Regions from separate parts of the Homo sapiens genome. Here region 2 is linked to region 1. A link is a loop called in an ENCODE intact Hi-C map of the cell type or tissue named here. Cell type or tissue: tibial artery. All regions are shown on one strand. Links, peaks and the distances in the headings refer to the core of each region. The heading gives the core; the rest is flanking DNA. Region 1 has its middle 35 kb from the start of LINC00870. Region 2 has its middle 100 kb from the start of LINC00870.

The links. A loop is a pair of places that touch in the nucleus more often than their neighbours do. Peaks named below come from ENCODE experiments on the same cell type or tissue, not always from the same donor. Only the 100,000 strongest peaks of a DNase experiment are listed, where the experiment ranks them.
Region 2: a loop joins it to region 1, with 2.1 times the contacts of the local background. A loop is called at or near these places in 9 of 110 quality-filtered maps.

The regions. Positions count from the first base shown.
Region 1 is chr3:72,178,177-72,194,453 of GRCh38, reverse strand. No RefSeq gene overlaps it. Among named protein-coding and RNA genes, the nearest start is that of LINC00870, 35 kb to the right of the region's middle. RefSeq lists enhancers at 106-798, 8,002-8,296. In tibial artery, for the core only: no CTCF peak of the experiment used is centred there; no DNase peak of the experiment used is centred there; H3K27ac peaks cover 449 bases.
Region 2 is chr3:72,246,906-72,263,182 of GRCh38, reverse strand. No RefSeq gene overlaps it. Among named protein-coding and RNA genes, the nearest start is that of LINC00870, 100 kb to the right of the region's middle. In tibial artery, for the core only: no CTCF peak of the experiment used is centred there; no DNase peak of the experiment used is centred there; H3K27ac peaks cover 1,485 bases.

The DNA.
Region 1 (16,277 bases), core at 5,411-13,410:
TCCAGGGGATGGCGTGAAGGCCGTGTTACGCAAAAGGCACCATTTTAGAACTCTAATAAATAGCTATTCAATTCAGTCAGCCAAATTAGGGAAGAATCACTCTAAGAATATCTGCTCCCTGCTGAGCTGATTTGAGTGTGACTGACTATCTTGCTTCATGGAAACCAGGCTGAGCAAAGGGAGGAGTTGCCGAGAAAGTTGAGGATTCTCCTTCTAAAGAGGCCTCAGGGATTAAATTAGTCACTTCTGAGGTCTCCTGTCGGACGAGTGATAGAATTTCATCGACTTGTCACTGGAGCCAGCAGAACATGATGTGCTAGATATCTTCCCACTGTTCCCCTGCAGAGAGAAAGAGCGAAGAAAAGATTCATGCTTTATACCCTTAGGAGACTGGGGAGGGTAGGGGCAGCCCTCTCAGCCACTGTTTCCTTTCTTCTGGGAGTTGTGACAGGCAGTGTAACTATTGTCAGTAAACTCTCCAACAGAGGCACTGCGGCTCCTCGGCTTGCGCATGTTGGAGAGAGGGGAAAGCCACAATGTGTTCCCCGCCCCGTATCTTTGTATTCCTTAAGACAGCCTCACTGCTAGAACAAAACAACCCCTCATCTCAGGGGCTTACTGTAATCATGGCTTATTTCTCACTAAGGTCACAGCCCAATGCTGGTCAGCATGGTAGGGATCAAAATGGAGATCTGCTCCACTCAGTTACTCAGGGACCCAGGCTTCTTCTCTGTTAGGGTTCTACCATCTTTTAGGGCCACAGAGTCCTTCCTGGGACTGTGTTCCAGATGAGGGAAGAAAAAGTGAAGTGTCACACAGGAGTTTTTTCAGGGACCAGGCCCTGAAGGGCTGTCCATCTCTGCTGCTCACATTCCACTGGCCACACCTCAGTCACATGGTCCCATCTAACTGCAGGAAATATGGTCTAGCTGTGTCCCCAGGTGGAAAAAGAGTGAAATTTGGGGAACTTATAGCATTTATCTGTTTCAACCTCCACCTAAAATGGCCAAGTCCCTATGCTGAGAAAATAAACAAGACAATGACAATAATAACAACAACAAAAGAGACAGCACCAGCCCAGACATCCATGCTCATCTATTCTTGAATGTGGCAACTTTCCAACTCTAGAATCTGGGTCCTTGCTTCTTAAAATGAGTACAAAGCTGAGGGATACACAGAACCATCAGGTAAAACATAAGACACCATGTAGTTGTGTCAATTTTATCTGAAATTTTAAGGAATTTTAAAATATTGAATTTTAGCTTTCTTGAAAGATTTAGGCATATGTGTATCCAATGAACCCAAGGGAAGTCAGGGGATTCCTGAAAGTCCTAGGCTCATTGTCTTACGTGTTTATGGCTTCCCTTATGGACATTTAGGAAAATGTCAAGGAGACTGAAATATTTGACTAAAGTTGTGTCTTTACCATCCTTTCCTCAGATTTAAGTCACGGGCATTCCAAACTAAATGGGGGAAGGTAAGTTGTGAGTCTACCCAAGACCTAATGATATTAGCAATTAATTTCCCAACCAACTATGAGTCAGGTATTTTGCTAAGGGCTTGCATGTGTTCTGGTTATCTATTGCTAAATAGCAAACTCTCCTAAAAGTTAGTGGCTAAAACAACCATTTTATTCTATCTTATGATTTTGTGAGCCAGGAATTCAGGCAGGGCTCAGCAGGGTGATTCTTGTGCTCTACAAGGGATCAACCGAGGTTGTTTGGTGGTGTTAAACTGACAGGCTAGTTTGATGGATTCACGATGGCTCTACTCAAATATCTGGCACTTTGGCACAGAAGGCCAGAAGACTGGAGTCAGCTGGATCCCTCTCTCGCTTATGTGGCAGCTCATGGCTCCAAGAACAAGTGTTCTAAGGTTCTAAGAGGTTCTAAGAGGGCTAGACTAAAGCTGCAAGGCTTCTATGACCGAGCCTCAGAAGCCCCAGTGCATTACTTCTGCCACATTCTGTTGGTCAAGTGGGTCACTAAAGCCAGCTCAGATTCCAGGGGAGGAGAATTAGACTCACTTTCAATGGGAAAAGTGACAAAGAATTTGCAGGCATCTCATTTAATCTTCACATGGCAGACATTACTTTTATTCCCATTTTACAGTCAAATAAACCTTATTTACTTGGTTACTGATTCACAGAACCTCAAAATCAACATGCTACCTACAGTTAGTACTTTCAAAAGCTTAATCTAAATGACTACTGAATAGAAGAACCTATTTATAAAAACTTTCTTATCCCAGTTAGTAACTTAGAACTTAAAATGATGGTACTAATATTCATAATAGCTAACTTTTTGAAAACTTACTGTCTTCCCCTTACCTTCAATTCTCAGAACAATCCTGTATGCTTGTGTGGTAGAATGTATTATTGTTCAAAACACTGGCATCTTCTCCATGTGAGAGAATTATACTTTCTATCCCATGGCTTTAGTCTTGCTGTGTGACAAGTTTTGGGCTATAAAGCATGGGTAGAGTTGATGTGTGCCACTTCCAAGCAGAAGCTTTAACAATCATTGTGTGGTTCTGCCAGGATCTCTTTTTCTCTGCCATGAGATTGACAGTATCCCAAATACAGACTTCTATGTCAATCTGCATTACAGGATGAAGATCACATGGAATTGAGCCACAGCCAACAGTGGACATGTGTCTCTAATAAGCAATGAACTTTTGTTGTTGCCAAGCCACTGAGATTTTAACGTTGTTTGTTACTGCAGCATAACTTAGTCCAAGCTGACTGGTACTATTAGTTTTTCCATTATATAGATGATGTTGAAACAAGTACAGAATAGTTAAATAATTTGTCCACAGTCTAGCACTTAACTCTAGGCTGTTTGATTCCAGAGCCCTTGATCTTAACTTCCAATCTTCTATATAACTGATGAAAATAAAGACTCAGGCCAAAATGGCCACATGCTTGAATTGTGTATTTAGGTACCTAATACACAGATTGTATAATCTTTAGCTCACTGACAACAGCTTGTGTGCCAAAGGCACGCCTGACTTTTGAGACAGGGCTACTGAGATGTCGCAAGGCCTGGAAATGCAGCTCAATAACTTACTTCATCACAAGAGGGGGAAAAACTGTATAAATATTTTTTGAGCATCCTACAGTATTTCATAATTTTATGAGGTTGACATCGCTTGGGATGATTTAGCCTTTCCTGGCCTGACATGTTTCTCTGCTATTTTCTTTCTAAGTAACAAGAAAAGAAGGAGAAAGTGAAATAGAGGCATGGCTATTCCATGAATTACAAGGTGTCAAAATATTATCTAGGGATTTCTTCTTTCTCAGAGTTGTGCAAAGAATTGCACACTTCTTAGCCTCTGGCTTTGCTGGACAACAGTGGTATAAAAAGGAGAGGGAATGTCACAGTGATTAGGATGAGAGGACTGCATCTGGACAAGTGTCACAGTGGTTAGGATGAGGGGACTGTAGCCGGGCATGGTGGCGGGCACCTGTAATCCCAGCTACTCGGGAGGCTGAGGCAGGAGAATGGCGTGAACCCAGGAGGTGGAGCTAGCAGTGAGCCGAGATTGCACCACTGCACTCCAGCCGGGGCAACAGAGTGAGACTCCGTCTCAAAAAAAAAAACACAAAAAAAAAAGGATGAGGGGAGGGGACTGCATCTGGACTTGGAGTACTCTGGCAAGTCACCTAAGTGCTGGATTTTGGAATCCATGCTGTTCTGGGTGCCTCCTTGGCTTGAAGTATTTCCCTTTGCCTCCTACTGATATGTAGTATATAATATAAAATGATTTGGGCTGCAAACAACATAAGATTCAACTTGAAGAGGTTTTAAGACAAAGAACTTCTATTAGTTGGCATAACCAGAATCCTAGAAGTAGGGCAGTTCTAGAGTTGGTTAATTTAGTGGCTCAATGACATCATTGAAGACCCAGGTTCTTTCTATCTTTTTGTTCTGTTGTCCTCAGAGCATGGACTTATCTTCTTAGGCTGGTTCCCCTCATGGTCCCAAGATGGCCACTGTAGTTGCATGTGTGGAAAGCAACATCTGCTTGTGAACAAGGGAACTTGCTCCTCATATGTTGTCTTAACACCAGTTCCTTGAAATGGAAATTTGTGTGCAGGGAGGTTGTTGGAGAATGTTCTTAGGAACAACAGCTGTTAGGGAGTGAGAGAGGCAAGGCTGGCCAAAATGAGGAGTTGAGCTACGATGCGGCTGCAACAGAGGCCTCAGCTGAACTCATAGGGCCCTCTGGAGCTGGAATGGAGCTTCAGAGTTTCCAAAACCGTGGCAAGAGGCTGGACCTTTGTACCTCTGCATTGACTAGTCACTGGATGTGTGCTGACGCTGAGTAGGTGGTGGTGGGGTGACCTCAGATAAAGCACTCATGGCAGGTACGGGGAAAGTGCTTGTCTTGAAAGAGGATCTGGGTTGTACAGCTAGCATCCACTACTCGTGCCTCTTAGGAGCTCAAGGGTCACAATAAAGAAGGCTCTTTTTAGGTGTTTCCCATATGGCCTCTCATGTCCCCCGGGCCAGCAGTGCATCTCATATCCATTTCTAAATCACATATTGGCAGAGGCAATGGCATTATCATGGTTGATTTGCACTGAAAAAGAGTCACTCTCTGTGGATAGCTCAGCTTCTCCTGAAGAATGCAGCTGCTCTGAAGGAGGTGAACAAAATCAAGGTATGTTAAGAAAGAAGATGGTGGGTGGGATGGGTATTCAGTTGGCAGCAGGATCTGGTCCATGCAGGGACTATGTCATCCTGAGTATTTGTCTGATCTATTGGTGCTGAATGCAGTAGAGGAAATCCCAGATAAGAAGTGCCTAGAAATGTCTATGTCTTTCAATGCTTACCGGAAGAGCATATAATGAGAAGATAAAGAACTACCGCCCACAGTAAGCCTCCAGCTGTAGTAGTAGTGGCAATATGAGAAGAAAGCCTTCTCTCTTTCATATATGCTGAATTCGAAATGGTTCTTGTAGAGTTTGGCTGGTGGCCCCATTGTCCTGGCTCCAGTGGGGTCCAGATGGCCCTTAAGCATCAGTAAATCTCTTTGTGTGCAGACATGTTTGGCTCCTTATGTCACCCTACATCTTAGTTTGAGCTCCTCCTAGCACAGACTTTGAGACAAGGATTCAAATATAAGCAGTGTAGTTGGAGATGGAGGTAGGGAAGTGAGGCTATGACCTAGGAAAGGACTGGCTGTAGGGTTACCCGGTAAAATACAGGAAGCCTGTTAAATTAGAAAGTCACACAATGAATAATTTTTTAACATAAGCATGTCCTATGCAATATTTTTCAGACAAATAAAGAATACATTTTTTAGTATGTGACCCAAATATTGCCTGGAGCATACTTACACTACCAAAAATATCAGTTTTATGTGAAATTCAAAGTTAACTGGGGATCCTGTAATTTTTATTTGTGAAATCTGACAATCCAAGATAACAGCCAATAATGAGTATGTGATTGAGTCAGCTGCTACTGAAGGTGACATAGTTACTGTGGCCTCTGGGAACCAGTGTAGAGTACATGCAGAGTTATTGGGCCCAGGAGGCAAGGGAGCCGGGATGTTTCACACCTACTCTGCCAATCTTTGGTTGAAAGTTTGGGTAGGGGCAGGGTGCTGGTTCTCTGGTGGTGATCTCTCAGCTCTTCTGAATTTCCCTGAGCACAGACAGAGATGACTTCCTTGTGTGACTTCTGAGAAAGCCCTCAAGCAAAGAGACAGAAGTCCTAACAGTTGACAGTCAGCTGATGCCCTCTGAAGTAGTAAGACTCAAGGATATGGGCAAGGCACCTACATGCCCTAGGGCCTCACTTACAGAACAGATGTCCCAGTGCTAGAAACTGTTAGAAGCACAGTCTTCGGTGTCAATAGATCTGGGTTGGAATCTTGATTCTACCATTGAATATCTGAGCTTGGACACACATTAATTAACTTCTTGGCCCCTTTTCCTCATCAGTAAAATGGGTCTAATGATACATACCCCATCAGATTATTGTGAAGATTAAAAGTAAAAAAGTAAAGGCCAGGTGCAGTGGCTCACATCTGTAATCCTAGCACTTTGGGAGGCCGAGGCAGGCGGATCATTTGAGGTCACGAGTTTGAGACCAGCCTGGCCAACATGACAAAACCTCATCTCTACTAATAATACAAAAAATTAGCAGGGCGTAGTGGTTCATGCCTGTAATCTCAGCTACTTGGGAGGTTGAGGCACGAGAATTGCTTGAACCTGGGAGGTCGAGGTTGCGGTCAGCCGAGATGGCGTCACTGCACTCCAGCCTGGGTGACAGAGTGAAACTGTATCTCAAAAAAAAAAAAAAAATGATGATGTTAAAATGTACAGGCTTTGAGGTCAGACAGACCTGAACTTGAATCCTAACTCTACCATCTACCAGCTGGTGGCCTTGGACAAGCTACATCATCGCTCGGTCTCGGGTTTTCTTATTTGTAAAAGGCAGATGACATTCACCTCCTAGAACTGTTGTGAGATTGGAAAGAAATGAAATATATTAAGTGCTCAGTGCCTGGCACAGTACAGACAATCGCATCAATGTATACTTGCACTGTTATTCCTTACAGAGGCATGAGGAAGAGATGCATTTACCACTAAGTGGTTCATGCCTAATCTGAGATGCAACTCTGCTCAAGTCTATCCAGACAGTTAATGGAATTCATAGATGGGATGAATTAAGCCTATGGTAGGGCTGGGATTTCTGAGGAGAGGAGATCCAGGTAGTCATTAGGCATTGCCATCCTTCTGGGAATATGTCCCCACCTTCTTGAATTTAGGCACAGCCACATGACTTGCTTTGGCCAATAAAATGTGAGAGAGGTGGGTGGTATTTCCAGGTGGAAGCTCCAGGAGCAAACGCATGCTTGGTCTGTGCACCGCATGTGCCGTGCCTGCTATGTATTTTCCCTCCCTGATGATCAGTGAAGGTTGTGATGGTGGAAGCTGGGACCCTGGGTTCCTGCCCAGGGCTGGCATGGTGCAGGGCCCTCAGACAACTTATGATGGACATGCAGTGTGCATGAGAAATAATCTTCACTATTTGGGGGATCATTTGTTTCCACAGATGGACTTTGTCCAGGGGTCAGCAAAGTGATGCTGGCCAAATGATTGGAGCACAGCCATGTGCATTTGTTTACTTACCATGTAGGGCTGCTGCCACACTACAAAGGCATAGTTGAGTAGTTGCAACAGAGATCATCTGGCCCTCAAAGCCTGAAGTACCTACTATCGCCCTCTACAGGAAGGGTTTACTGACTAGCCCATCCTGATCGACATGGGGGTTATTCATCTTCTGCTCTATCTCAACTTGGGGTTTGTGTGGGGCCTGGGATTCTGCATTTCCAACTAGCTCCCAGGAAATGCCGATGCTGCCGGTCCATGGACTCTTTTTTGAGTAGTGAGGCTCTAGGGCAAGGTTTCTCAATCTCAGCACTATTGACATTTTGGACCAGATAATTCTGTGTTGTGGGGGCTTCCCCGTGCATTGGAGGTTGCTTATAGCAGCATCCCTGGTTTCCACCCACAAGATACCAAGAGTTCCTCCTAAGATGTGACAACCAAAAGTGTCTCCAGACATTGCCAAGTGTCCCCTGGGGTGCAAATTCCCCTTAGATGGGAACCACTGCTCTAGGGACTCTCCAGTAAGCTCACAATTCTTTGGGGTGTTGATAAGAAACCCTTGGGCAACAGGCTTGGTATATCTCCTGTCTGATTCCAAGAAAGATGGAAACAGTGCCAATGATGCAGAACTCCTGAGTCAGGCAGGAAGAGCCAGGGTCGAGGGACATGCAGAGGATGCCAGGAAGGAAAACAATGAAGTCAGTTATATTCTTCTGCTCTGCTTGGAGTAATGTGTACATTTTAAACATTTCACTGAAAAACTTGGATAAGATAGGTGGATAAATATCACTGCTTAGAAAGTTTAGAGTCTGGAAAAACAATTCTAATTTGTAGGCTTCTTCATGGATGGCTGAGAGCCTTCCCAGGCCAGCCAGACATTTGCAGTGGGGCAGTCCCAGCCTCTTCTGCCTCACTCTTTCCCATCACAGTGCTGCCCCGCGGGAAGGGGCAGCTGATTGTTGCCTTCACCCTCACTTTAGAGGAGAGAAAGGGAAACGTTATCACACTCCACCCTTGCTGTGTCATCCCAAGGGCATGCTAACTTCCATCTGCTGCATGAACAGACCTCAAACTAGATGAATCAGAGGTGGCGGCTGCCATGCGGACTGAGGGTGCTTTGAAATCAGTGGAAAAAGAATCGTCAACATGTCTCAGTTTTCACAATTTGCATCTGACCACAGAAAAAATCCTAACAGTCTGTGTATATATTTTTTGTAGACCCTTCTACATGTAATATGGTTTACTATTCTATTTATTTTCTGGCTTGTCTAAAATTATAAGAGCCATATATAATTGTTATTTTGTAATTTAAAACAGTACAGAAGTGGGTACAGTTAAGAGGGAAGCCCTTCTCTCTTCCCTCCAATGCCACATCTCAGAATGAAACCCTATCAACACGTTGGGTGTGATCCCTTCAGAGATTTCTATATATTTAATACACATGTGTAGTGTTTACATACGAGATCATACTACACATGTGTAAGATGGTTCTGCTTTACTGTTTTCTTTTCATATCAGGGCCAGGCCAAGGGTGCAGAATTTAAGGAGGCACCCACTCTCAGGCTCATGTTAGCACAGGGACATGGTTTGCACAACCCTGACAACGAGCACACCCTTAAATTTTGTGTCCCAGGTGGCTTACTCTTAAGGAAGTAATACTTTTCTGTATGCCCTGGTCCTCCCTGCTTAATATATCTTAGATATCTATGTCAGTTCAAACAGCCCTACTTCATTTTTTTTACATAATACAGTTTAAGTTTAAAGGTAACTACTGCCAGGGGTGGTGGCTCATGCCTATAATCCCAGCAGTTTGGGAGGCCAAGACAGGAGGGTCACTTGAGCCCAAGAGTTTGAGACCAGCCTGGGCAACATGATGAAACCCCGTTTCTACTAAAAAATACAAAAAAAAAAAATATCTGGGCGTGGTGGCGGGCGCCTGTAGTCCCAGCTACTCAGGAGGCTGAGGCAGGAGAATGGCGTGAACCTGGGAGGCAGAGCTTGCAGTGAGCGGAGATCGCGCCACTGCACTCCAGCCTGGGTGACAGAGTGAAACTCCATCTAAAAAAAAAAAAATTTAGCTGGGCATGGTGGTGTGTGCCTGTGGTCCCAGCTACTTGGGAGGCTGAGGTGGGAGGATTGCTTGAGCCTGGGAGGTTGAGGCTGCCATAACCTGTGATCACATCACTGCACTCCAGCCTGGGTGACAGAGTGAGACCCTATCTCAAAAAAAATAAAAATAAAATAAAGGGTAACTTTTGCCTTGGTTTCATTTTTGTCTACCCAATGTGATACCAACAAAGCAATTTGGACGTAGCTTTTGGAGCTGTTGCGCCTCCGCTACCTTCTGGACTTCTATGCCTGTGTTGCTTGGCTCCATAGCTCCTTCCTTGAGCTGCCCAGGTTAATGAGTGGAGGGGACAGTGGTAAGAAGCTGAGAGAGGCAAAGTAGACTTGAGTTAGGAAAGGCTCAAGCTACCTGGAAAAAAAGAGGTGCATGAGGTGAGAGGAAGGGGCAAGAGGGGGACTTTAGGAAGAGGCAGAGAAAGGAGATTTGGGGGAAGTAGCTGCTTCCATGAGTGAGAATTTGAGAAAAGAAATGTGTGAAGAGGAAATGTAGCCTACGTTCCGGGGTGTGATTCAAATGTTCTTGGAGGAGGAGATTTGCATCACTCCTCAAGGTCTTCTGGAGTTAGGTTTATTTAATGGGGTGCATCATGGTCTAGGGCCCAGCCCCAAGGCTAATTGGCCATAATTGGGTTACCTGTGTCTATTTGGTAAAGTTGAAGTGGGATCACAGGAGCCTAGGAGGGTTACTCAGTTTTCAAATAATCAGCTCTCTTACCAATAGGGAGTTATTTTTTTTTTAACTTTTATTTTAGGTTCAGGGGTACATGTGCAGGTTTTGTTATATAGGTAAACTGTGCGTCGTAGAGGTTTTGTGTACAGATTATTTCATCACCCAGGTACTAAGCATAGTACCCGATAGATATTTTTTCTGATCCTCTCCTTTTCCTATCCTCCACCTTCTGATAGGCCCCAGTGTGTGTTATTCCCCCCATGTGACCATGAGTTCTCATGATTTAGCTCCCACTTATAAGTAAGAACATGTGGTATTTGGTTTTTTGTTCCTGCGTTAGTTTACTGAGGATAATGGCTTCCAGCTTCATCCATGTGGCTGCAAAGGACATGATCCTGTTCTTTTTTTATAGCTGCATAGTATTCCATGGTGTGTATGTACCACATTTTCTTTAACCAGTCCACTGGATCTACACTGATGGGCATTTAGGTTGATTCCATGTCTTTGCTATTGTGCTGCAATGAACATACGTATGCATGTGTCTTTATGGTAGAAGGGTTTATATTTCTTTGGGTATATACCCAATAATGGGATTGCTGAGTCACCTGGTTATTCTGTTTTACTGCTTTCCACAATGTCTGAATTAATTTACATTCCCATCAGCTGTGTATAAGGTTCTCCACAACCTCACCAGCATCTATTATTTTTTGACTTTTTAATAATAACCATTCTGACTGATGTGAGGTGGTATCTCATTGTGGTTTTGGTTTGTATTTCTCTAATGATTAGTGTTATTGAGCATTTTTTCATATGCTTGTTGGCGGCACGCATGTCTTCTTTTGAAAAGTGTCTGTTCATGTCCTTTGCCCACTTCTTAATTTTTTTTTTTTTTTTTGCTTGTGAATTTGTGTGAGTTCCTTACGGATTCTAGACATTGGACATTTGTCGGATGCATAGTTTGCAAATAATATAGGGTCCTAGGCCACTTTGAGGAGTTGTGGAAATCTACAAAACTATTCCTCAGAACAACGCAGGTGAGCAAATACACACATTTTGCCAACAGCTTTTAGAGGATTTTGAACCCAGAGGCCCAACCTCAGCCCCCTGTGTCAAGGATTCTGGGGAGGGCTCTGCCTGATGCTGCAGTCCCAGCCACCTGCAAATCAACTTATACTGAAAATGTGCCCAATCAGTGAGCACATTACAGTCTCCAAGAGTGCCTTGTGGAGGCAGACATGAACTTGAAAACTGCATATTCTAGAATCTTGGCCTTTCCTGCTTGACAGCAAGAGGAATACGCAGGAGTTTGGTGGAAGTTTCTGACACAGAAATCTTACAATGGGAGTTTGCCTCTGAAATCCCAGTGGAGTCCATTAGTGGAGCGATTTGCAGCTCCTTGCTTTGCTAGGTGTGCCAAGAGCGGTTCTGTTTTTAGAAGGCAGTCATCCAGGACTGGGAAGGGGCACGCTGGAAGAATCTAAGCCCCAGTGAAGGGTCCCAAGTGGAAGATGAAGAATGATGAGGATGTAAATTCTTGGTGTCTGGGGGAAGCCTGAAAGACTGGAGGCTAAGACCAGCCTTGAAAATGTATAACAGGAGACTAAGTGGCATTTTCTCCCATTGTCTCAGACTGGCTGACAGTGGCACAGAGCTAGGGAGATTTCTGCACCACCGCTGGGGTTGGGGAGAACAAGGAGGCAGCACACTGTCCTCAGGCCCGATGAGGTTGGCAGAATGGGCCCGATTCCAACTAATCATCATTAGCTTTCCATAAGCTATCAGATTAAAAGAACAAAATGAGAGGGGAGAGTCCTATAGCCGTGGAGGGAGTATAATTCTCCTTCTCCTTCATCTCTTTCATCTTCCTTCAGCTCTTTCTTTTCCTTCTCCTTCTTCCTTTCCTTCTCCTTTTATTCCTCTTTCTCTTCCTCCTCACCCTGCTTCTGCCTCTTTTTTTTTTTTTTAAAGCTATTCTAACCCCACTGGGGAAAGGAAGGGGACTGTGCTTTCTGAGGTCAAGCAAAAGGAATTGGAAGACAATCATGGGTTGTCTTAGTTACAGTTCCCTTAGATGCAGGCTCTGAGACAAGGCATTTACTGCAATTAGTGTGTTTAGGAGGGGATTCCAGGAAACATTGATAGGAGAAATGGGGAAGTGAGTCAGGGAAGGGAGGAAGACACACTCTTCAGAGTGTGTCACAGAGCAAAGTATCACTGCAGACAATAGGAGCTTAGTCCTACTGGGGACATCTGACAGTCAATAGAGACCATGCCTTCTGAGATATTCCTCATAGGGGCTGGGATACTGATTCAACAACTCTGGAGAGCCATTGATTGCCTCCTGGTCTTGAAAGGTGGTAATTCCCTGGTTAATTTCAGCCTGCTGCTAGCTGTGGCAGAGTGGGCTCCAATCCTCAGAGGAAGCCCCTAGGCAAAGAGGCAAAGAGACAAAGGTGCTGGCCAATGAAGTTAGGTTGACACATTATTTGATTTCATTCATACCAAGTTCAGAGAGAAGCAAAACAAATCTATGGTGTTAGAAGTCAAGACAGCAGGTAGCTTGTGAGGGGATGATTAGAGGAAGGTTTCTAAGATTGTGATCATGTTTAATTTATCGATCTGAGTTTGCACAGATGTGTTCATTTCATGCAAATTCATTGACCTGTATAATTGTAATCTGTGTACTTTTCTACATGTCTTTTATACTTAAACACGTTTACAAAAGCACTAAGTCTCATTTCTTGGAATGGGCTTTTTCTAGTAACTCAAAGTGTCTGAAAAGTTCCAGAATTGAACCAAGATGTCACCAAGGGAGACATTACCCAAAGGAAAGTGGGAATTCAGCTGAGCAGAGATGAAGGCAGCAACATCCAGACGTGACAAATGACCTGTCGCTCCAACAGAAACCGCTAGAATCAAACACAAAGAAAGGAAATGGATGGGAAGAAGTCAATTTTGAGATTACTTCCCAGCCCCAATAAACTGCAATTTCTTGAAAAACCAGTTGCATATGTTTGGCAGCAGCTTTGCCAAGAAGGTCCTCTGAGAAAGGATTCCAGATGGATAGTATGTTTCCCCAATAAGTCTCTTGTCTCCAGGCTCCAGGAAGACCTGGCAGGGGCCGGCGTTGCAGCCCAACACACATGAGGGACCCATTGGCTTCTTCAAACTTCCCACTAAATGTTGTGATTAACCACGCTGTGGCTCCAATTAGATCAAATCAAAGCAACATGTTAAAAGAATAGCAGCAGGAGGTAATGTGCATATCATTAAAGAACAAGTTACAAATATGAGTCCTTTGGTGAGCCTAATAGACACATGTCGCGTGGAGCTGAGACAAATGTTGAGTCTGCTGGTTTGAGGTTGCACCCTGAGTTTGCCATGGGTTGGGAGCTGAGTAGATATTAGTAAGAATGTTATTAAGGAATAATAGCTATTTTTTAGGGCTTCCTATGTGCCAGACACTGTGTGAAGTGCTTTGCATGCAATACTAATGAAGTAGGTTGTATTTATTCCATTTTATGCTGAAGAAACTGAGGACCTAAGCAGATGGGAGAACTGATAAAGGTTAAACAGTTAACTAGTGGCTGGGTCTGCCTGAATCCAAAGTCCACCTGATTTTAATTTTTTATTGAAATTCAGGTATAACTTACATATAGGAAGATACGGACATCTTAAGTGTAAGGAACTATTACCTATGTGTACACCTATGCAACCACCACCCAGCTCAAGCTATGGAGCATCCCTTGCCTTCCAGAAGGTTCTCTTATGCCCCTTTTCCAGTCACTATCACTCCCAAAGAAAGTGCTGCTCAGAGTAGTTTTGCCTGTCCTTGAACTTCATAGGTGGCAGCCTACAGTGTGTGCTGTTTTGTATCCAGCCTCTTTCACTCAACTTGTTTTTGAGATTTACCCATGTGTATAGTGCTTGAATTAGTAGCTCATTCATTTTTCATTGCTGAGTAGTATTCCACTGTAGAAATATACTGCACTTGATTGATTTGTTCTGCTGATAGAAATTCAGGTTGTTTCCAGTTTTTAAGGCCAAGGGCTTTTAACCACACATATTTCACTGTAGATTGATGAAGGCAGCTGGGTTACTTGTTGTCGTTGTTGTTTGTTTGTTTGTTTGTTTGTTTGAGACAGAGTCTCAGTCTGTCACCCAGGCTGGAGTGCATTGGCGTGATCTTGGCTCACTGCAACCTCCGCCTCCTGGGTTCAAGCGATTCTCCTGCCTCAGCCTCCCAAGTAGCTGGGATTACAGCTGCATGCCACCATGCCTGGCTAATTTTTTTTTTTTTAATTAGAGACAGGGTTTCGCCATGTTGGTCTGATCTCGAACTCCTGCCTGCCTCGGTCTCCCAAAGTGCTGGGATTACAGGCGTGAGCCACCACACCCGGCCAGCTGAGTTACTTGTAATAGTCGGGAAGGGGAACTTACATGAAAAAAGAAGGAGGTTTCAGAGGTCACAACTATGAGCAGTAAAGCTAAGAAAAAATGAAAGCTGAACGGGACCCTCTTACTCTCAGATTTCTGCATGGCTCCCGCCCTTGTCTTTCATTCCAGCCTCTGTTCAGATGTCACATTCTGCATACAATGGCACCTCCTAACAGAAGAAATGATGGCATGGGCATGCAATCTGCAAAATCCATACCACAGGATATTCTAGGGGACAAATGACCTGGCCATTTCAACAAAAACCTGCAAGAAACAAAAACGAAGAAAGGAAATGGGTAAGAACCTAAAGACTGAAAGAGATTTGTTAGAACCTGAATTTAAGTAAGGTTCATAGCATGCAAAAATATTCGTGACAATGGGGAGGTGTGAACACTGATGGGACATGATTGCATATTAAGGAGTCCTGGTTATTTTTTAAGTGTGATAATGGCATTGAGGTTATGTTTTGTAAAAGTCCCTATCTTTTAGAGTTAAAATAAATGACACCTCTCCACCTTCACACTCTATCTTACTTACCTTGTGCAGGGGAGGAAAGATTTCTTTTCACAAGAGAAAAGCATAGAAATTTATTTAATATAGTTTTATATGACATGGGTCCCTTTAGAAGTGAAAGACCGCAAAAAACAACAACGGGGAAACCTGTGTATTTTTACGCTAAGTTTCATGAAGAGGTGGATAGTCCTGGAGCAGTGCGATTGGACAAAGGGGGTGTGATCTACTGATAATAACCTGGGGGCCTGTTTGTTCAGATTCTTTGCTGAGTTCCTGCTTCATATACTCTCCTTTCCTCTGCTTATGACGTAGGCACTGCCCACATGAGTAGTATTCCACTGTATTCCACATGAGGCTCTTATGACCGACTTCAGCAGAAGGTCAGAGGATTCTATGATGTTTGATGGTGTGCTTCAGGGGAGAAGGGTTGGGGTCAAAGAGACCTTCCCGCTTCTGCTGGTTTTCTCAGATGCCAAGATGCTCTATTTTGGGGTAACATGTCCTAAACCCTATCACCTGCCTAATGTTACTTATTAGCTCTCATTTCCCCTGACACTTTCCCTTTTTGTTTTCTTGAGTAGAAGCTTCATAAAGGCAAGACCTTCATCTTACTCACAGCAGTTGATTCTATCACCTTGTATGGCCCCTGACACATAGAAGGTGCTCAATAAATTTTGTTGAATGGATGCATGAAGTGTTTGAGAAAGTTCCCCTGTGAGTAAAATGTCAAAGAGTTGAAAAACAGAAAGAAACAATGAAGCCTGGGGACATGGTTTCTGAAATCAGGTTTTTATTTTATTATTATTATTTTTTACAGTGCAAAGAGCTGGCTGTGAAAGGCAGCTTTGTTAGAACTATTTATGAAATTCTCACTTGTGCCTGACTGCGGGGAGATAAAAATCAACCTCCACAAAGGCCTCCCAGCTTGAGTTGTGGCTGCTGCACTATGGGTTTGTTTATGTTTAGCAGGTGGGGTCCACAGGGAGCCTGTGACCAGGGCAGGGGCTGCAGCAGTTGAAGATATGCCTGTCATTATTTAATTAAATCATCTCGGGCATGTCCCCTAACTTCTCCGAGCCTCAGTTTCATCTATGGTAAAAGGAGGTTGATTATCCATCTACTCACAGGGGTTCTGAGAGAAGCAAAGAACGGGCTGGTCCCAAGGAACTGCATTTGATAAGCCCCCTCCTCCCCCCACCCTACCCCTTCCCCAGGTGATTCTCAAGCTGGTGTCCCTGGGATCACCCCTGGAGAAACCACACCGATGGAAGTCACTTGAAACACAGGAGAAAAGATTCTAAAGTTGTGTCTAAACCAAAAATTGCTAACAGTCAAACTGCCTTTCAAAATTCTCTGGGAAGGGACCTCCCTGGAGAGGACAGCCATCTCTCCATGAGGTCAACACAG
Region 2 (16,277 bases), core at 3,311-11,310, 71 kb before region 1:
CTGGTCTAGTGTCATTTGACAGTGATGAGGCAGCCAAACAGTCATTGTATGCTTACATATTTGAGCAGAGCTGGGGGAAAAATTGGGGAATAAGAATGATCTTGCTTAAAGTGCAAGGGACCTTTGGAGGCTGAGAAGACATGAACACATTCTTAGGGCAGAGATGAGGAGCTAGGGGGGTGGGAGGCATCATTCCCTGATTTGGATTCTGTTTTAAGCCTTTCAGTTTGGTAATTTGAAGGATTCTGCCCTTTGCCCTAAGCCACTGTGCCTTTTAACTCTGGGGCGAGTCAGGAATTTGGCTCTCTGCACCAGGAAAACATGAATTACTGTAACTTTTTGTGGGCCGATTAGACTGTGAAAATAATAATATTTTTGGCAGCACAATTGAAGGGACGGGGCTGCTGGCAGAATAGAATCATTTACTGCCTTGACTAGCAAAAGTCCCACTCGTGCCAGTAAACACCAGAAATGGGAGATGGGGAGGTTGACTTCACCCTCACTTGTGCCTCTTATTTTGTGCTCATTGCAAGGTGTACCTCTGTTATTTTTTGGTGCAATGCAAGACCCTGCTGAAGAGTTACCTTACCTTCAAACAGTTTCCAGACTCTCTTTCCCTTTATACCTCCCCCTCCAGAGGATTGAATGCTGTATAGTTCTCTTCCCGCTTTCCTTGCAGCCAGAGTGGCTGGGCTACCCAGATATAGCCTGTGAGTCTTCTTGGTGCAGCATTTGGGAAATCTTCCTTTTTCCTGCGCAGAAGTGATTGATGCTTTTAGGTTGGTGCAAAAGTAATTGCAGTTTTTGCCATTAAAAGTAATGGCAAAAATCGCAATTACTTTTGCACCAACCTAATATTTTCATAAGGCCAGCTTATTCCCAACTTAAGCATGGATGAGGTGCCTGGAGCTGAAGCAGCCATCTTGTGTCCACAAGAGAAAAGCCTAGAGAATCACAGAGGTTGGTCCTGAAATCATTGAAATCAGTGTCAGTGACTGCCTTCCTTCAGACCTTCTGTTAAGTGAGAAAATACCCCATTTTCTATTTAAAGCAGCATGAATCAGGGTTTCTGTTATTTGCAACCAAATGGCGTCTTGGCAGATGCACCACATGACCCGCTCAGCTTGGCACAGAGACAGATGCCCATCATCGTTTATAAACTTAGTTGTGGCAAAAATATACTTTATATTTTGTTCCAAGTTTGGTGACTGTGTCTAGGTCTCAGCAGGGAACTGATGATATACTCAAACAGCATAATTAAAGAAAGTTTAATGAAGGCACCAGTGGCAAGGGTATTGGAAGATTTAGGGTAACCACAAGAGATTGGTTAGTGCCCTGGGGCTTCCAGCTGGGAGCTGTTCTCACCCTTAGGCTAACAGGGCAAGGAAAGGAGCCAGAAAGAGGAGTGAGAGAAGGCTGCCTGACAGGAGTGTGCCCTGGGGTGGAGGGATGCTGCCAACTTGCAATGCAATAAGCACCCTGGCCTCTCTCTTTCCACCCACCAATCTCCTGCCAGTAGTCCCCTCTTCTCCATGGGGAGTATGTTCCCAGATCCCTAGTGCGTGCCTGAAACCATAGAATACTACTGAACCGTACACACACACACAGACACACACACATATATATATATAGCACGATTTCTTTTTCATTCTTCACAATTTCACAGATGCAAGATTCATTCTTACCACAGATCTTAGCAACCTCGCCATACAATCTTTTTCTTTCCTTATTAAGTCGTGAACTTTCATCTTTTCACTTGAAGGAAGCACTTTACAGTTTCTCTTTGGCATACCTGAATTGCCAGCATCAATACTCTTGCACTTTGGGGTCATCATTCACTAAAATAAGGGTTCCTTGAACACAGGCACTGGGATAGCACGAGAGTCGATCTGATCACCGAGAGGGCTACTAAGTGACTAGACGGTGGGGATTGTAGACGGCGTGGATCCAATGGACAAAGGAAGGATTCATGTCCCAGGTGCGCTGAAGTGGGAGAGTACAAGATTTCATCATTCTACTTGGAATGGTGCACAGTGGAAAATGTATGGATTTTTTATTTCTGTGATTTTTTTCCATTTAATATTTTGGGACCATGGTTGACTGTGGGTAACTAAAATCATGGATAAGAGGTGACCACTGTACTAAGAAGAAGCCAGAGGACTCCGTACGGGGCGGCCTTCCAGGACACAGAGCAGGGTAGAGGAAAATGGCAGGTGAATCTGGAGGGGCACACAGGAGTCTCCAGCGTGGTGGCCCACTCATGAAGGGTCTGAGGCATTCCAGGGAGCTGTGCTCCACCACTTCAGAACCACTGCTCCAGCTCCAAAAGCTTCGCCTTGAACTTGGAGTGCTCTTTGCTCTGTGTCTTCTCTCCAAGAAGTGGTCTCCACCCTCTGGCCAGTGCCCCGTGGCTGCACCTCCAGCTCTGCCTGGCCTGCGGCTAGGGAGGCTTTTGCTGAAGCTGTTCATGGCCAGAGCACCCACTGGGCTGGCTGCCTGGCACAATTCAGGATGCTAATTGGGCACCCGGCAGCTGCGTGGAGTGCTCTGGAATCAGATTGGTTTTTAAAATTCTGATTCTATTTAAATATCTCTGGGGACTTAGATCAAGCCTGTTAAACACAAATCCTTGATACAAAAAGACCAGAAAGGAAGAAGCAGTTCTGTCTCATGTATGAGAGTCTCACTTTCATGGTCTCATGTCATCAGTGACACAACACACACCTATTTCACCCAAATGGGGAAAAGGGGAAAGGGAAAGCAGCTCGCCCAAAACTAACTGAAGCTGGTTCCAAGGACACCTCCCTGGCTGGCCCTGTCCTGCCCGCAATACTTTCCTCTCTCTCACAGGCGCTCATGTCATTGGGAACTTACTCCTTGGAATTTCCACCTCACCAGGGAGCCTCTGTATCCTCACTTTACTGAGAAGGAAACTCAGATGCAGAGAGGTTAAGTGACTCACCCAAGGCCATAGACTCATAAGTGGCATCTTCAGAAGGAAAACCCAGGTCTTCTGATGTCAAAGCTTGTCTTCTTAACCAGTTGTGTCTAGCTCTGGTTTGCTCAGGAGAACCCAGAACAGCATGCGAGAAGCCCCTCTCAATGGGGGTGTGAGCTTTGGGCTTTTTCTGGCCTGAACGAAAGTTCACTTTGCACTCCAAAGACTCAACAAAAATCAAAGTAACCGTGGTAGAGAATAGTCATTAAGAGCACTTGGGGTCAGGCAGACCACACTGAGTTCTTAACACCCTTTGAGCCTGGACATTCTCACCTCTATAATGGAGCCGTACCTCTCTTAGGTTGTATTTTCCTCAGAAGCTGATCCTGGGACAAGGATTCCAGTACAAGTAGTTTATTTGGAAGGTGACCCCAGGAAACACTAGAAGGGGCATGGGGAAGTGAGATGGGGAGGAGAAGGTAGCCAATACTAGGCGTATTATCAAGCAAGTCACCACAATGGGTGACTGGAGCTTAACGCCCTTGGGTACACTGGGCGCCCCTGAAGTTCCCACAGTGAGTTATCCCACTCAAAGAGCAGAGGAGCTGGGATATTGATCTTGCATCACCCATTGGCTGAGGGCTGCTCTGGGGTGATATTAATTCCTGGGGGACTGCTGGCCTGCTAGGTGAGGCAGCAGAGCCAGTGAGAAGAAAGCCTTTGGCAAAACAGCGCAGGTGTTGGCAGGTGAAGTCGGGCCAGAGTGCACCGTGTTTAAGGAGCCAGGCGCTGCTAGCGTCTCAGATGCCTGCCCCATAGAGTTGCTGTGAGGGGGCCATAAAATAATGCCAGGCACCTCATAAGCGCTCGCTACACCAGGCCCTTAGATTACTCTTATTATTATTGCCATTACCATTCCTGTGACTGCTACCAACTCAGGGCACACTGAGCAGCCAATTTGGTGCTTGCCATGTGTCTCCCGCTGATGATTTTTGACATCAGAGTCTTTTGCTTTAGCCAAACGTTGTATTTCCCCTAGGGACCATCCACTGGGCAGAAAGCTCTGAGCTCCTGGCCCATGGGATGAGAATTCTAGCCAGGTGTGTTTCCCAAGCACAGGAAAGAATTTGCCTGGTGGGAGGAAATCGGGCCTGGCCGTGTTCATGGGCCGGGCTCGGTTTTCTCCAACTCTTTAGAGAGAAGAGAAAAGCACCACCCCCTCCCTTCAGAAGCCAGGGCAGCCTCCAGCTGGCAGCCGGTGCCCACGTGCACAGCCAGGACCTGCGTGCAGCTGCCCCCTCCTTGGGCTGCCTGCCCTCCTGTTGTTTCCCCAAGGGCCCCCATAGAGCAAGGCCCTCTCTGGGAGCTGCCAGAGGGTGGGTTGCTTCCTCCAAGCCCTCCTCCCTTCCTGTGTACCTTCTGCTACTTCCTCTTCCCACCCCACACCCCCCACCTTCCTATTTCTTTGTCATCCTTTCTTCTCTGGGCTCCTTGGGGAGGGGTGGGGTTTTGGTCAGGATTATTCCCACATCTCCCCTCAGAACGACTGGCTGGGTTTGCAGTGTGTTGAGGGGGGCTTTTCCCTCCTCCTTCCTTTGGGTCTGTTCCCTCTTGTGTTTGCTTTGATCTCCAACGGATGCCGACAAGTGGACGGGCCCACCCACTGATCTCTTTCAGTGTGGCTGAAAAGAAGTGTTTTCATGTTCTTAGGGCTCGTTGCTCTTGCTGCCTGTGGAAGGGAGCGATGCTGGCTGGCGATGGAGCTGCTGGAACCCTGCAGATGGAAAGAGCTGGCAGTGCTGGCTGGGTTGTTATGAGGGGGCTGATGGTGGGCGTGTGGGTTTGCTGCGGACCGAGGGTTGGAGACAGGCAGGGTGCTGGGGTGGGATGGCAGCTGGTGAAATTGGACAGATCCCTGAGAAAATGTAGCAGGCTCTCTCAGGAGGGATTTCCAGGAGCTGCTGTCTGGAAGCTTCCCAAATACCTGCCATTCAGGAGGAGATGCAAATGAGGAAACAGGCCAGTGGAGCACTTGGGTTCAAGTTCTGAGTATGTTACTACCTGACTATGAGGCCTTGAGTAAATAAATGAATAAATAAATAAAACACCCAGTCCTTCTGTGCCAGCACTTTCTGAGTCCTCAATTGGATAAGTGGACACCCCTTCCACTTAGTTTGGGAGTTCATGGTATCAGCTCTTGCTGCATAAAAAGAACCCCCCAAACTTAGTGGCTTGTAACAACCACCATTTATTTAGCTCATGATGCTGTGTGTAACTCAGCGTTTGAGCTGGGTTCTGCTGGGTGGTTCTTCAGCATTGACTAGGCTCACTCATCCATCTGTGGTTAACTGCCGGGGCTGCTAAGGGCTGGCTGGTCCAGGCTGACCCAGCTGAGACAGTGTCTGTGTTCCATGAGCTTTTCATCCTTTAACAGGCTACCCCAGGGAGTCTCTGGACTCCAGGACAGAAGGACACAAAACCTTTTCAGACCTAGACCTAGGCCTGTCATGGTGCCACTGCTGCATCATTCTGTAGGTCAAAGCAAGTTACAAGGCCAGCCCAGACTCAAGGAGTGGAGAAACAAATTTCACCTTTTGATGGGAAAAGCAACAAAGTCACATTGAAAAGTCTGACTGCAGATACAGAGGGTGGAATAGTTTTGGCCATTTTTGCAAACAATCTGCTACACTTGTGAAATAATAGGCTCAAAATCACTTGGAAGAGCAGAAAGTCTTTACTGCAAAGAAAGATGCGAAGGGCAGAAAATCAGCTTAATCCCACAATCCCAAGGAACGCATTGAGAATGTATTTGTCTGTGTAATCCAGTCATTTCTCAGGCTCATGTAATGGTGTTTTGGGTGGAGTAGGAACCAGAATTTGAACGACCAGATGAACAGAATTAGATGAGAATCCTTTTTCTGGTTGTCTATTTGCAGCCTCTAAGAAGTGAAGTCTCCTGACTCATCCACATTTGAGTTTGGACATATGCTACTGGGACTAATGAATTTAGATAGCTTGGATGGTGGTCCAGTTTCGGGGACCCCCATGATGGGGGATGGTGTCTTTCGTGGTAAACAAGATATCTGACAGCATAAACAGCACAGGGAGGAGCTCTGGGTACTGTATAATGAATACAAGAAACTACCCTACCTCACAGTGGCATATGTGTTTTCTGGAAAGTCACAGCTGTCAACTGAAGGGGAGACATCTCTAAACTCAAATGCTTCAGGGGCTTAAGCAGCTTTGCTGTGTGACCCCTCTAAGTGAGTGTGATGCGGAGAGCATGTCATTCATTTCTTCCAGTTGATGATAGGACTTGCTGGCCACCGGGAGCTGGTGCCAGGAGAGATTTGGGTTTCTGGAGGATGGTGGATTTTCATCTCCAGCAGCACCAGCAAGGAAACAGCAGTTTCAGTGCAAAGAGCTGCGAAATCCCAGCCTTCCTAGCCTCATGGCACCTGGGTCTCTTTCACAGATACACGCAAGCAGTGTTGGAGCCGGAACTGGCCTCTAGAAATGTCGACCAGTTGTCATCCTCACCAGCAGACTACCGGAGTGTTTATTTCTCTTCTGCTTTCGCCAGCTCTGGACATTCTCACTAAAAAATAAAACAACAAATCCTGCATGGCTTTAAGAAGTCTCTTTATACATATGCATACATAGAAGCCGAAGGGTCCCGAAGCCATTCTGATTGGGCAACAATTTGGAAGACAAATGATGACAGCCACATTATGGGGCATGGCCAACCGACTGCCATCCTGCTTGAGAGGGTCCAGCAAGCTGCACACATTTGAATGTTCACTCGGGAGAGCGCTCCTCTCTTCCTCTTCAATTACCCAGCATGGTTACATGGTGCTTTTCACTCACCAAGCCCTGGAGGTTAATTACTCCACACGGTGCCTTTTACCAGCAGGAGGTGTGCCTTGGCAGTCCTCAGCCCTGCACGTGGCCTGCCCAGATGGGTGGCACATCCCGCCCTCGCTGGCTGCTGGGTTTCAGTTTGTTTTTGTTTATGTTGGCTCTGTTTCAACAGAGCCTACAGATGTGGTCAAACTGGAAAGGGGGTGGGGGACTAGAAGCAAAGGGGGGAAATAAAGGCGCCAATCATTTCTGATATCATCTGATCTGAGCAGAACTTTTTGAAGGGGGCAGTGAGAAAAGCCAGGCTTGGTCTGGGCCTCTGCTGCTTTCTATTTTCGGTCTCGTCTCCATCCCACCCAGAGAGTGGGAAGCCCAGGCACTGGGGCTCACCTTAAAGAGCCCGCGCAGAGCTTGCTCGAAGCAGCTCTGATTTCCAGGCCACAGGCAGGAACGGCTTGGCTCATTGGCCTCTTCTCCTCTTGGGGCTCCATGGGACTGGCTTAGTCCTAATGAGAGCTGGCAGACAGAGAGGAAGCAGGGTTGACAGAGAGCTGACTGCCCCTCCCCAGGCAGACTTTTCACCTGGCAGGTAAAAACCATCCCAATTAGCTGCCACAGCAAGGCTGAGCCTGGAGCTCACAGCCCATCCTGTCACCTGCCTTCCCTGGTGGCGGAAGCAGAAGCAAGACTGGGGGGCATGGTGGGTGGGTGGGGGGCTGTAGGCTGTGGGTGTGTGGGAGGACCCAGTTCCCGGAAGAGGCTGCACTTTCTCTGGGGTTTCCACAAAGCCCAGGAGATCTCTTCTGGGACAAACCCTTGCCCCAGCAGGCTTGGGGAGGGGCAATGAAAGAGTTAAGGCCCTCACTTCTTCACCCACCTCCCTGCTCCCCTATGACTGTTCCAGTGGCCCCCCCTTCCTTGTGGGGCTCCTGCGGCTTCCACAGGGAGCCAGGCAGGGCCCTGCCCTTGGCTACATCTGCCAAATGCAAATAGTTGCTAAAGTTATTTAGTGTGTCCTCACGGCTCCTTTTTGTCACTGGTGTTCCCTAGGCAACTGCTGCTGGAATGCAGTCAACTTCTAGAGGTTCTTCACAGGCAGGAATAGAAAATGGCTCTTGCTCACTTCTTGTTTGGGGGCTTCTCTGAGTGGATCCTTACATTGGGAACTAGAGTCCTTGTTTTTCTTATTTGAAAAGAGGACAGCGAGAGAAAGCTGACCAAACTGCCCTCTAGAAGTGGAGGAGGTGGAAATTCAGGGTCCCTTTGCTACTTTCGCTGGATGGAGGTGACCAGGGCTACAGAGAATGGCCTTCAACATGTTTATTTCCTTCTGCCAAGACCTTCCCACAGGAGCGACCTTCCCATAGAGCAAGAGAGGTTTCTCTCTTCTTTCTAAAGATTATACAGATCAGTCAACTTTATCTTAAAGCTATATTTCTCATATAAGCAAAACATTTCTTATAAAAAGTTGGAAAATACAGATAAAGTATAAAAAAGGGAAAAATCTCTATACACATTTCCCATAATCCCATCATCCACAGATGATCACTATTAACATTTTGATTACATGCTTATATTTGTATAGACGTCTTATACAAATTACCCCCAAACCCAATGGTTTTACAGCGGTTCTCAAACATTTTTGGTCTCAGGACACTTTTACACTTGTAAAGTCATTAAGGACCTCAAAGAACTTTTGCTAGGTCAGCTATATCTATCAATATTTACTGTATAGGAAATTAAAGCTGAGATAATTTTAGAATGAAGAATGCACACACATGTATTCTATTAACTGTCACAGCAATAATGTTATTACACATCATATAACCTATGGGAAAGTCCACTGTACACTCTTGAGAGTGAACAAGGCAAATAACATGTTAGTAGTATTAGCAAAAGAGTTTGGACTTTGCAGATCCTCTACTAGGGCCTCAGGGACTCCCCAGGAGTTCCCAGATCCCAGACCATGCTTTGAGAACTGCTGATTTTAAAACATTTAGAATTTGCTATTGCTTATGAGACCTCTGGTCAGCTGGAGGGCTCTTCTGATCTTGACTGAGCTCATTGGTGTATCTATAATCAAGTGTGACAGGTGAGTGGCTCTGCTGAACTTGGTGACTCCCTTATGTATTTGAGGGTTAGCTGGTTAGAGTCAGATCGAAGATGGCCTCAGTTGAGACTGCTAAGCTCTCCTCCATGGGGTCTCTCATCCTCCAGTAGGCTAGGCTGGGTTTGTGCACATGTCAATGTCAAGATTTTGAGAGCTGGAACAAGAGCAAGAGTGAGAAGGCAAGGTGGGTGGGGAGGGGGAAGAGAGAGAGTCTGAGAGAGAGAGAGAGAGAGAGAGAGAGAGTGCAGGAGTGCTCATGGCTTCTTGAGGTCTAAAGACAGGAGCACTGACTGTCAATTTCTCTATATTCTATTGACCAAAGTGACTCGCATGGCCAGGAGGTGCAAAATAGACTCTACCTCTTTTTGGGAATTGTGGCAAAGTCACATTATAAGGGGCATGGATAAGGGGAAGGGAATAATTGTGGCTATTTTTGCAGTCTACCACATACCTTATGTTTGCTTAATGGCTGCATTATTTTCCACTGAATGGACATGCTATAATTTATTCAGTCCTGATTGCTGGACATCAAGGTTGATTTTAATTTTCTCCTAATATGAATGAGGCTAGAATGAGCATTCTTGTGCATGAATTCCTAGAAGGGAAATTGTAGCAATAAAAGGTATGAGCTCTGTTAAGGTTCTCCATCCATTCTGCCAAATCTCTCTCCAGAGAGCCCGCACCAGTTTATGTTCTCACCAGCAAAGGAGGAGGAGACTGCCTGTTGAGAGACTGATTTCTGCAAGTGTGTGTGTGTGAAATCAATCACTTGTTAAAAACTGTTCTTTATGCCAAGTGTAGACAAGGCCTGTGGTCCTCAGTAATTAATTCTGCGGAGTGAAGAGCTACTCTTCAGCCTCCTTCACAGAAATGGCCACAGCTTGAAGAGACTGCTGGGGAGGAGGCTTGTTGGTAGACTGCTGGTTCTGAGTCCATCTATGGGCATCACTTTCCTTTCTAGACCCTCACTGGTCTTAAATAGTTATTTGTTAGAGATTCAAGATGCATCTCTTCCCAAGAGAACAAGAACTATCTTTTTTTTCTTAAAAAATAAAAAAAGGTAATCAAGAGTGCTAGAAATAGGGGACTGAGCTCAGGAATGGAGTCCTTAGCCCTTGGTGAAACAGTTTGACCTTGGTTGTGTGATGGTGAGGCTCTGTGTATGGGCCAGTTGACTGAGGGCAGAATCCACAAATCTGAAGTTATCCCTGTGTGCCTTACCCACTGATATGGTTTGGCTGTGTTCCCACCCAAATCTCATCTTGAATTGTAGCTCCCACAATCCCCATGTGTCATGGGAGGGACCTGGTGAGAGGTAATTGAATCACAGCGGGGGTCTTTCCCGTGCTGTTCTTATGTTAGTGAATAAGTCACATGAGATCTGATGGCTTTATAAGGGGGAGTTTCCCTACACAAACTCTCCTACCCGCCGCCTTGTAAGACATGACTTTGCTCCTTGTTTGCCTTCTGCCATGACTGTGAAGCCTCCCCAGCCATATGGAACTGTGAGTCAATTAAATCTCTTTCTTTTATAAATTACCCAGTCTCTGGTATCATCATTAGCAATGTGAGAACAGACTAATACACCCATTCTTCCCACCTTTTCACCCCATGATTCCTAGTGTCCACAAGTCAACAAACTGCTTAGTCCACGTGGCCCTGTATGTTGTTTTGCTTTATTTCTTACCATGCCCTGTATATCTTCTTGGCCCTACGGTGCTTCAAGCCCCTGCTCACTAGTTTCCAGAATAAACCCTGTTGAATCATTTTCACCTGGCACCTCTGCTTCTGCTGTTCCCTCAGGCAGAATTCCTATTCCAACCCTCTCTTTTTTCCATTCTTCATCTAGCTAATTAATAAGCATCCTTCAAAACCCAGCCAAAGGAACTCCAAACGTTCACCTGTGAGGGTGTGTTGAGACTCCCAGTCCCTGAATTGACTCATCTAGTAACAGCAGCTCTGGAGGAGATGTGGGAGCCCTGGTTCTTGCTTTATCCTAGCTGTGTGACATTTAGCAAGGCAAGTGATCTCTCTGTGCTCCAGTTTTTCTCTTCTCTAACATGAAAATGACCTTAGACTCATGTTTCATTTCCAGTTATTGCATTAATAGAAGTATGTGACATTATAATTGCTACAAATGCAAAACAAGTGTTTTTTTGTTTTTTTTTTTTAAAGTCCTACCTTATGTTCCCTTGAAAAGCAGAGGATAAGACAAGGGCTTGCATGCAGATAATTTCTTTTGAAGAAGTGATTTTTGGGAAAAGGTGTTGGGGGCTAGGGGAGAGGGCAACAGGGATTGCAGTCCAATTTAGGTGCATTAATGAATCCGACACCAATGTGGGCATGGGTCCCTCTGAGGAGCAGTGGAGAATGCACCTCAGCATGCTCTACTCAAGACATAGAAGACGGAAATATTTTTCCCTACACAGGTTAAATTTGCTCCTGCGGTTTGTACCCAAAGTGTTGCTGGGGTGGGGCAGCAAATGGCCAAGCAGGTCTCTAGGGCACCTACGCTGCAGCAGAGAAGCCCTAAAGAAAGCAAGAAACACTTTGTGTGGATGAAGTGAAGCACTCTTGGGTTGCCACAGCTCTGGCAGAAGTGGGCTGTAAGAGTGTGAGATGGTGCATAAAAGACGTCGGGCCCAACGCTGAAGTCTACATTTGTCATCCCTGAATCCTGACCTCTAAGCACCGTGCCTGGCTTGGAGCAGGCATTAATCCACATGGTAAATGTGGAATGGAGGGAAAAGTTCCTGTTGTATTTGTTCATGGCTCTCAGCCACTGGTTACAGTGGGGAGATGTTTATCTTCTACCTTTTCTTATTCTATGGTGCTCATGTCTCTTTGGGGACTGGAAGGAGAAAGTGCTCTGCTTATGGAATGAGGTTGGTCAGGCTGACCTCAGTGAGGAGGTTGGGTTAGGTGAGGGCTTTTTCAGTTGTATACTCCAGGCACCTTGTGGAAAAAGCTGCAGTGTTGGGTAGGGTGACCTGGGTGGATCAGGAAACATTTCTTCTTCCTTTCCCATCTCCCATCCTTCCTTTGTTCCTTGTGCTCCATTTACTCTGAACCTAATACCTGAGAATCATCTGAAATAGCAGCAACCAGCCTTTGCAAAGCATGGCATTTGGCAAAATGTATTCTATGGAATTCCAGTTCTGTTCTCCTTCTCATCAACCAGAGCGGTTCCACTTTTGCCTCTTTTATATCCTGAGATTGCATGTATTTATCAGTTGGGAATTGGGTGCAAGCAACAGAAACCAACTTCTTTAACTAAAAAGAAAAGAAATCTATTGAAAGTGTTATGCAAACCAGAGGTCTATGGCCAAAGAAGTTTGGGAAACAGGGAGTTGAGCAAAGTCCATAGGTCTATCTGTTGGGGGACTTCTCAGGATCTTTAGTCTGCTAATAAAAATCTCCAAGAGAGAAATATCTTTTGCAAAGTTTTCCAAATTCATTACCTCAATCCCAAGACGTGCTGATTGTAAGATGCAGCCACACTTTAATAATAGCCTTCCAGGGTTCAAACCAAAAAGGAACACTATCACATCAGGTGTGCAAATTGATTTTAAGAAGCAACCTGATTTCATAACTTTGTTTATTTGTTTTAAGGCAACATATGCAGAATACTTACCATGTGCCAGACACTATTTTAAGAGCTTTTATATAAAATGACTGACTTAATCCTGTCTTTTGAGGTGGATGTGGGGCCAAGAGGGGCCTGAGAATGCACTTCTCAGATCTCTTACTGCAAGAGCATAATTGACCAAGGGCCCTGGTTGCTGCATTCTAAATCCACCTCCACACTGGGCAGGGGCCTTGCTTTCACAGGCTGCTCTCAGTCAATAACTGAGCACATCAGGAATACTGATGTAGGTCCCTTCCAGGGAGACGCAGGGCTCCTTTGATGGTTGACTTTGACTCAAAAATTCCTCAAAACTTTGCCAAAAGTTTCTTAGAACTGCACTGCAATATAAGGCTATTTCTACCCAATCTTTCTTCCTTCCCTTTCCTTTTTTGTAGGAATTAGGTCTACATAGAGGTTTCACAACTTTTCCAGCCTCCTCCTGCTTCTCCCCATACTCTTTCACAGGTGTTTCCCCAAACAAATTTCTTGCACATCTAATCTCATCTTGAACTAACACAGTTGGATCTTTTATTTCATTTCCAGTTTACAGATGGAAAGTTGAGGACCAGAATGGTTAAGTACCTTGCCCAAGATCAGATGGCTAGTAAGTGGCAGAGCTGTTAATCAAACCAAGGTAGTCAGATTTCAGAGGACTTGTTTTTATTCACTTCATGACACAACCTTGCATTTACTATTAATACGTGAAAAAGGAAGAAAGTGCATCTTCGGATCTAGAAAATTAGAGATTTTATTAAGGGACTCGTTGTTTTTAAAACTTTTATCTTAGGCTCAGGTATACATGTGCAGGTTTGTAATATAGGTAAACTCGTGTCACAGAGGTTTGATGTACAGATTATTTCATCACCCAGGTACTAAGCCAATAGTTATTTTTTCTGATTCTCCCCTTCCTCCCACCCTCCACCCTCAAGTAGGCTCCAGTGTCTGTTGTTCCCCTCTTTGTGCTCATTGATTCTCATCATTTTGCTCCCACTTATAAGTGAGAACATGCAGTATTTGGTTTTCTGTTCCTGCGTTAGTATTGCTAAGGATAATGGCCTCCAGCTCCATCCATGTCACGATCTAATTCCTTTTTATGGTTGCATTGTATTCCATAGTGTATATATACCACATTTTCTTTATCCAATCTGTCATTGATGGGCATTTAGGTTGATTCCATGTCTTTTCTATTGGGAATAGTACTGCCATGAACATATGCGTGCACATATCTTTATGATGGAGTGATTTATATTCCTTTGGGTATATATCCAGCAAAGGGATTACTGGGTTGAATGGTAGTCCTGTTTTTAGGTCTTTGTGGAATTGCCACACTACTTTCTACAATGGTTGAAGTAATTGACACTCCCACCAACAGTGTATAAGCATTCCCTTTTCTCCATAAGCTCACCAATCTGTTATTTTTGACTTTTTAAAAGTAGCCATTCTTACCGGTGTGAGGTGGTACCTCATTATGGTTTTGATTTGCATTTCTCTAATGATCAGTGATATTGAGCTTTTTCTCATATGCTTGTTGGTCTCATTGATAAGAACAGATGTCACACTTGATCTTAGCCAAAAAGCTGCGAAGCAATGGGACTCATTTTTTTTTACAGAGCATCTTGTCGGTGCAGGATGCTGGGAGCTATGCCTTGGGAAATGCTGGCAGAGTACTTTGAGATGTGTATCTGTCATTATGACCTGAGGGGGTCATGGTACCAGTATGCCTACATAGGCCAGAGGACTGGAAGAGCAGAGATGGGGAATGGGTCTGATGCCATGAAGGAGCCCTCCAAGGCTGTCTGTCCTGCTGTTGCTGTTTATAGTGACCTGGGAGAAGTAAAGGAGAGACCACTTTATTCCCTTGATCTCTGCATGGCCCCTGAGCTTCACTGTGGTATCTCCTTGTCTCCCATATTCTGGCAAGGCAGCTACCATGGTGTGGTAGAAAGGCCGTGGCTCTGGGAATAGAACACCATCAGTAAGCAGTGCTGAGATCTTGGCAAATCAGCAGACTTCTCTTGCTTCTCTTTCCTCACCTCTACAAAGAGGATGGGATGAGACCAAGGGTTTCACATTAAGCTCTTTGAGGCCTTGGTGGCACTCTGGAGATAACAGGGAGGCTATTGTTAGGGGTATGATTCAAGGGAGGAGCTCTTGCTCACTCTTCCCCATTTCAATAGAGTATCTCTATTTTTATCCATTTTAAATATTAGGGTTCTGTGAGTATCAGTAAGCATTACTGGTTGCTAGCTGTAGAAACAGACTTCCCTACCCAGAGAAGGAAACTAATTAAAAGGACGGTAGAGGTAGAGAGAGTTATTCAAAGATTAAATAAGATGCTGGAGGGCCAGGCTTGGGGTTGGAGGAAACAATGCCAAGAGAGTTCTGAAAAGCTGGATTGGGAACCCCAGCAGGTGGGCATGCTGCCATCATGCAGGCTGCCTTCCAGCCAGACCATTAGCCTTGGCTTTCTTGTTAAGACTGAATCTAGGGAGAAGGCTTTCAGTGGGCTGAGCCTGCCTCTGGGGCAGGAAGAGAAGCCATGACCTCTTGGACTTCCAAAGTGGGCAGTGGTCACCCAAAAATCTTTCCAACCAAGACCTCACAAAGAGTCATGAGGTGTTTTTCTAAGAAGTAAGCCAGGTTCTCTAGGAAAAAGGAATAAATGATCAACAGTCCCAAATAACAAATATTCACTCTATCCATATGATTCTATTGGCAGAAGAGTTCTATTGTACATTCATTTGGAAGGCATCAGGCTAAGGGCCCTTCCCACATGACAACTAGAGAAGTTCATCCCATCCAGCTGTTCAGTCTCCAGCCAGGAGAGGAGGGGGCAGGAACTCTCTGGCTTCTTGACCACAGAACTGCCCCACATGCCACTGTAAGCCCCAGTTCTCCTGACAGCTGGTGGGGAGACAGCAGGAAGACCACTGCCTTGGCTTGGGTTACCCCAAGAAAGCAGAGCTACAGAACAAAGGCTTGCATGCAGGTAGTTTATGTTGTCCTCACAGACTGGAGACAGGGCAGGAAAGAAAGCAATGCAGAATATGTTATTGAGCCGATCATCACTGTGGACCATGGGGCTCAGGGCTGCCAGGACCCTCTGAGAAGCCACGTAGAAGAGTCCTAAGAATTGTCTAGCTGAAGAACAGAGAGGGAAGTAATTGTATACTGGCTCCTGCCCTCCATGGGTCAAAGATTGCCCATGATGTGTTGGGTTTGGTGTGTTGGGTTTGGGCAGGCAGCAGAATAGCAGAGTGCGTTCCTGCATGAAATGGCAGCCGGGAATCCCCAGTGTGAAAAGTGAGAGATGTGGGCACACGTGATGGCTGCAGCATCGGCTGGAGGCAAAGCGTGGGTGGGGAGGGTGGAAGGCAGGGCACCAGGGGCGTTCAATGCAGCAACCCCTTGGCTACTTTCCTCTGCCTCATCCCTCTTTGAGGGACACAGGCACATGATGTGCCTGATATTCAGGTCGCAGGAGGCTTCTGCATGGTTTGCTTGTTGGCTGGTGGGCATTCCAGCCAGTGAGGAAGGGGTCACCTTTGACTCCACACAGCATGGCATCTCTCAGAGTTTGGGGACCGACATTTCATAAGGGACCTCACCCTGCTTCCCAGCATCTCTCCCTTCGAGTCTGTATATTCATCCAAAGGCAGTCTGTATTCCAAGAGGGAAATCTGCCTCCTGCTCACCCTACAAGCTGGCTCTGCCCCAAGGGTGAGGTTCAGTGTGCGGCA